2 separate regions of the Mus musculus genome follow, and region 1 is linked to region 2. Evidence: chromatin contacts called from ENCODE Hi-C or POLR2A ChIA-PET data. All regions are on one chromosome and are shown on one strand. Each heading gives the region's core, a stretch centred on a gene start or an enhancer-like site at or near the end of the contact. The rest is flanking DNA. Distances are from core to core; before and after follow the strand shown. Region 1 holds the start of Rabgap1 (RAB GTPase activating protein 1). Region 2 holds the start of Pdcl (phosducin-like).

Region 1 (3,053 bases), core at 419-2,918, 84 kb before region 2:
AAAAGAAGTAAATGATTTCTGTTCATAGACTACACCAACGTGTAATAGAAAGATCAAAAGAGTCCACAAGAGGGGCTACCTGAATAAATGAATTGCAAGAGCTATGCAAACACACTTTTAAAAAGCAGTGCTTTGTTTGTTTGTTTGCTTGTTTGTTTTTCGAGACAGGGTTTCTCGGTATAGCAGTGGCTGTCCTGGTACTCATTCTGTAGACCAGGCTGGCTTCGAACTCAGAAATCCACCTGCCTCTGTCTCCCGAGTGCTGGGATTAAAGGCGTGCACCACCATGCCCGGCTAAAAGCAGTGCTTTTTTTAAATGTATTTTTTAGACACTAGCAATAAGCACTATGAAAATTGAGGCAGACCCTGATAAAAATGTGTGAATGAACCAAGAATGCAGAAAACTAAGAAGACATTTCTGAAAATAATTTATATAAAAGGCCTGAAGAGGCACCTTGTGTTTATGGGCAAGAAGACATAAAATAATAATAATAATAATAATACTATTCAAAGCAACCTACAGATTTACAAAAACGGAAAAAAAAAAAAAACGTTCCAAAAGCCGTTTCCCAAGAAATGGTAGTCAATCCTCAAATCAATACAAAAGTATGGCTGAAGATGTAGCTCAGTAATACAGTATTTGCGTATCATGAAAAGTCCTAGGTCCAGTTCCTGATACTAAATTCAGATGGAAGTGAAAAACATCTCGAAGAACCAAAACAGTCTTGAATAAAGATGGAGCACTCACAGTAAATGCCAAACTGCCTGCAAAGTTACGATTATTAAAGCAGTATGGTACTAGCACAAGAATAAACATAGACCACCGTACTCTAGACAGCCCAATAAGAAACTCTCATAAAGCGAACTGATTTCCAAAAAGTCCACTCAATGGGCAAAAAGTTCACCTTTTCAACAGATATTACGGAAAATGGATATCCACAAAATAATACAAGGAGTTAATGCGGGAATAGCTAGCAGTGGTTATACAACATTGTACAAAGCCACTTAGCTTTAAGCTTGGAAAAAGATTAAATTGATAATTATTTCTGTTTCCTATAATAACACCACCAAACGGTAAATAAAACAAATGTAGAGAAAGCAATAACTAAGTGGATGGGCAAAGTAAAGGGAATTCAGAATGATTTCCAGATTTTCTCTTTGGGAAGAGGCCCTGTATGATTGTTTCACCAAACAAGAACTATAGCTAGGTAGGCCTGGGCATGAACTTGTTACGAAAAAGGCACACTAAACACTGGACAACAGGAAATCGGTCTAAGTGGCTGGCTCCAGTGCTCAAGAGAGGTATTCAGGTTAACCACAGATTTGTGAACGGCTAGGGTAACCAAAGATAAGGAAGGCAAGAGATTGACCTGGGAACATAAAAGGAAGATTTCCTAAGAAACACCAGTATCCACAAGGGACGGGACCCAACAACAGCTTTCTGCATTCCAGGCTCCCACGCAGCGAGTCCACATCCCTGGGCGGGAGGGACTTACCACGGCTTGTTCGCAGACAGGCTGCTCAGGCCCATGCAGGCAACGGTCAGCGGGAGCACTTCGTGACTGCAGCCGCGAAGAAGAGAGCTCGGGCCCGCCTTCTACCGAAGAACCACAAGCAGCAGAGCTCACGAAGCCGACCCTCCGCAGCCCGATTCCCTGGCCTCGCCCCGCCCACAACGCGGAAAGTCCCTCTCAGGGGCCCGTCGTCCTCCGAGCATTCCGATTGGCGGAGATGACCATGGGACCTGGAAGTTGTCTTTGTCCGGCCAGGGCTGCCCTTCCGGTTCCGTTGGGTCCCCCTTTGGCTCAGGTTGCCTGCCCCTCCCCCTTCCCGGAGCCCCGAGGGGCCGCAGCTCCTGGTTTTGCCAGATGTAGATGGCGACCTTCCCCCCGGGTCTGTAAGTTCGGAGGCCACCCGAGAGCCGGGCTAGGGTGCGGGGTCTCTGGAAATGGAGCCCCCGTGGGGACCTGGATCGGCCGCAACCTGCCCTGGGATGGGAGCCAAGGAGCTGGTCTAGGCCCCCAGACTTTTGAGCCATTGGACTGGCCCATGCTGCATCCCACTTTCTTCCCCTTCCCGAATCTGCAGTGGGGAATCTCAGGATGCCCCAGGGACCGCTTCCTGAGACCCTCTATATAGGGCCCTGTAGCTGGCCAGGAAGCCAGACTCTGGCATTTTGTAAAAAGTGCTGCAGTTGAGGCCGGCAGAAAACTGAACGGCGGGAGCTAGCCAAGGCAAGGCCTTCAGTGCCAACCGCGAGTCTACTGTAAGTGCCAGGTTTTGATGGGTTTTACCCTTGCTCAACCGCGGATTACAGCACCTTTTGAATTACTGGTGTTATGCCATTCAATAGAGGTTCATCAAATATCCAGTGTTCATCTCCAGTTTGGAAGCGACATTTATAAGCAAATTGATGTTCGTAAGAGGGTGGAGGGTATGCAATATGTTACTTTAATCAACTGCTCTAAGGACAGTTGCTGGGAAGCCTGTAGAAGAGAGTGGCCTCTAAATCCTACTTCTTGATAAAGAGAACTCGTGAAATTACTTTTTCCAAAAAAAGAAAAGTTGTAGTGGTACTGAGACGTTACAGACTATGAGAAAAAGGAATAGGGACAGGGAGGTTGTGTACATAAGAGTTTGAGTTGGAGAAGTAAAGTGAAATCCAAATAGTGAAAAGTTTAACCAACACTAAATGAGATGAATTATCTTTTTGAAGCTCTTTGAGCAGGAAACTGATATGGTCAGATTTGTACTACAGAAAGTAATTTTGTTCTCTGGGAAGCCTGTAGAATAGAAATAGCTGACTCTGGGTTCTCTTAGCTAAAGTCTAGGTACTTATATTTGAGATTATTTTGAAAAGGTGATGACGTCCTGGTGAGATGCATTAAAATCTAAAGTAGAGTTACGGTATTGTTACAAGAAAGGAGGCAAGTGCTAATGTGTCATAGATAATTATACGCTGAAAGAGAAGAAAAAGTAAGTCTTAGAATTTAAGCAGTTGACATTTGAAGAATAGCAATGCCATAATCAGAAATAAAACCACAAAGAATTAC
Region 2 (3,206 bases), core at 81-2,580:
ACACAACACCTTGATGTAACAACAAGAGGTTTTTAATGGCGGAGCTCCGGGTCGAAACGTATCTCACATAACAGGAGACAGTGGATTCGACCACGAGGCTTGGAAGCTAGGGGTTTTTATAGAAAAGGAGTGGGGCTGGGGGAGGAATTGGCGCGGTTTCACATGATTGGTCCATTTAAACATCAGCAGCCTGTAACATTTAACTTAGGTCAGAGGGGTGGGAGCTAGGGAGGCGATGGGCTTGCCCGGGCATGTCCTGGTCTGTTCTGCTATGTTCTCAGCCCCAGGTTTCAAAGCTCAGAAACAACTCTTTGGGCTATTTAACATACATTACATGAATTACAGTTTTATTTCCTTTCAGTTGACATCTTTCCAAAGAGACGGTCCAGGAAAAGCCCCAGGTCCCATTTGAGTTTTTCTCCACTCCAGCTCTTGCCTAGCCCTCAGGTTAGGTCTCCAGGTTAACTTGGGGGCACTGGGCACCCTTCAACCTGGGGGCCACAGTATGTTATCCCTGCACAGAACTTGCATGGCAGGGGTAGCAGTGGGGGTGGGATGGCATGGGGAGGTACCTTGCATTTCTGAGTCTAGCCCAAATACTAGCCCAATCCTGGGCCAAATGGGTGGACGTTGGAAGCTTAGTCAGGTCTGATGGCTCATCCAGCTCTCCCACTCCATCACCCCCACCACCCAGTTGGGGCAAGAAGATGAAATTCTAAAATGTGAACATAGACAAATTTGCAGTAACATCTAGGTGGTCCTAGAAACAGGAATCAAGAAACCCCCTTTTCAAATTAAGAGCCCTATCTTAAACGCTGCATTTTATACAAATCGAGCAAATTTGATATGTTTTAATTAGCACACGGTTTAATTTGCAATCTCACAGTTGTGTACAAGACACGCCAACTAAGCAGTTTGAAATCATTTGAGGTTTAACAAAAGTTTTCAAACATAGGGTAGTTTCCTTGACTTTTTTTTTAATCTAGAATTTTCAAAGGTAATCATTATACATAACTGTTGTAAACTCTGTAAACTACAGAGTCAACTATTTGACTAACATTAGTTGATAAGAGTTATTCAAATTTCTTCAGTTGTCCATGCTCGTTTCCAGTCCAGCAATCCAATTCAGGTTGTCATACAACTTCTGTTCTTTGAGTTACTTATTCTTGAAGAAGTTAATGTTTTCGAGTTATTTTTCGCCTTAATATTCCTTTGTAATTTGTCTCGAAACTTGGAACGTAAGTTAATAAAAATTTCATATTTAACTAGAAATACACATCTACGAGTTTTGTCCTAAGCTAAGACCCGTAGCTCCTCCTCAGACGCCGAGATAAGCTTCTTGTGATTGGGTAGCGTGCGTCCGCCGCGACGCCGGAAGGCCGTGTGATTGGTCCGCAGAGTCCACGGCAGCTTTTTCTCTGTCGCTCAAGGCTTTCGGCCACTTCTCTTTCTCTAGGCGAGCGTCCTTTGTTGGTGACAGGAGCTGCTAGTCTAGAAGGAGCAGACTGAGCGAGGCGAGGTAACTAACTGCGCAGGCGTCGGCAAGGAGGAAGCGGCGGGCCTAGACATGGGTGGGGCAGGAGTTTACGCGCCTTGGGCGAACTACTTTGCTTCCCGGCTCCTGGATCCCAATTCCTCTGTACTTCTCAAATTCCTTTGGAGACTCGGAGCGTCCCTCCTCAGTACCGCCCTCTTCACTGTGCCCTCCCCTGCCCTGTCCTCCTCGCTACTCCGCCTCCTCAGCCCCACCTTCCTTATGGCTCCGCCTTCTCCACTCCGTCCTTACAGCTCTGCTTTACTTAACATCCTGTCCCTGCCCTTTTGTCCCATAAGCTCCGCCTTCCTGGAAGCTTAGCCCCGCCCTTCTGTGTTCCACTTGTGCAGCCCTGTCTTCTTCACTGTCCTACTTTCTCTTAACACTCTTAACTGCCTCTCTTGGAAGCCTTTCACTGGCCCTGCCCATATCACTGCTCCTCCTTTTCTGTGCCTCTCCTTAGCTCCACCCTCTTCATGATCCTCCACCTCTTCAAGTTTACTATCCCCACTTGAGGTTTACTTTCTGCACTGCGGGTGCATGCCACTTCTGTCTGCCAGTGTTCTCACCTCTCAGCAGCCCAGTCTCCTCAGTACACTCCTCCTCTTCTGGCCCCGTTTTTCACTCATCGGACCGAGTTGTGGCCCTCTGGCACATCCCAGACAAGGAAATTGTAAAAGTTTTCTTCCTTCCCCTGGTGCTGGCACTTTCCTCTTGGTTGCTGTTCAGCGTGCACAGTGCTCTGTCCTGACTGGAATCTGCTGTGTGGGAGAGAGGTAAATTGTAATAGAGTAAATACCATATGTTAAGTCTCTTCTGAAGGCAGCGCAGTGTTGATATTTGGTATGCTTAGAGGAAGGACGTTTTTGTTTGTTTGTTTTTGTTTTTGACTAGTCATTCCTGCCGGAGTCTTTTTTTAATTTATTTTAATTAATTAATTAATTTTTTTTTTTTTTTTTTTTTTTTTTTTTGAGACAGGGTTTCTCTGTGTATCCCTGGCTGTCCTGGAACTCACTCTGTAGACCAGGCTGGCCTCGAACTCAGAAATCTGCCTGCCTCTGTTTCCCAAATGCTGGGATTAAAGGCGTGGGCCACCACTGCCCTGCGCTACTGGAGTCTTAAACAGACTTCTAAAGCACTGAACTGTACCTTTTCCCAAAACATCTGGGTCCTAGGTGTTCTTTAACCATCTGGCTCTTATTTAAGTTTTGTCGTGGAGACTTGCTGGTTATAATTGGTCCAGCTTGAGACCATGTATCTAGGCTCTTAGTGAGGCAAGGAGTGAATGACTTAGTTTCAACAGTATACCTACCCTTGGTAGTCCCTTTTGAAGTTTTCCCTGAGGACTTTCTCCCAATTTGTTAGCAGTCTTAAAACTAAAAGTGTATACGAATAAAAACCACACCAAAAGATTCCTCTTACCCAGTTCACACAAGTAGACAGTAATGCCCCTCTCAGGCTCCTGGAAGTCATACATCAGTGGGTCTGTTAACAGCTTCAGCCTTTGTTGCAAAGCTCAGCAAAGAAATGTGCCTTATCTAAGCCTTGTTTTTGCCTGCTATAACAAAAGCCTGGTAAACTATGGCATAGATCCAGGGTTGGGGTTTGTTGAGATTCTGCTTATGAAAACACCTTTAGATTCTTATAAAGTTCTGGGAAGTCAGTCCAAGTG

What was found. Hi-C counts contacts between places; a loop is a spot of excess contacts on that map. ChIA-PET counts read pairs that join two places held with the same protein, here RNA polymerase II (POLR2A).
Region 1: a loop to region 2 is called in a map of T-helper 17 cell, with 2.9 times the contacts of the local background. The contact joins the promoter of Rabgap1 here to the promoter of Pdcl in region 2. A Hi-C loop is called at or near these places in 1 of 37 maps with a recorded cell type or tissue (T-helper 17 cell). POLR2A ChIA-PET finds 5 or more read pairs at or near these places in 4 of 5 experiments (Patski and embryonic stem cell).

What each region holds. Positions count from the first base shown.
Region 1 is chr2:37,441,900-37,444,952 of GRCm38, reverse strand. Rabgap1 (RAB GTPase activating protein 1) reads right to left here and starts at 1,668. Exons shown (of 26, transcript NM_146121.2): 1 at 1,497-1,668. Zbtb26 (zinc finger and BTB domain containing 26) reads left to right here and starts at 1,781. Exons shown (of 2, transcript NM_199025.3): 1 at 1,781-2,266.
Region 2 is chr2:37,357,456-37,360,661 of GRCm38, reverse strand. Pdcl (phosducin-like) reads left to right here and starts at 1,330. Exons shown (of 4, transcript NM_026176.3): 1 at 1,330-1,519.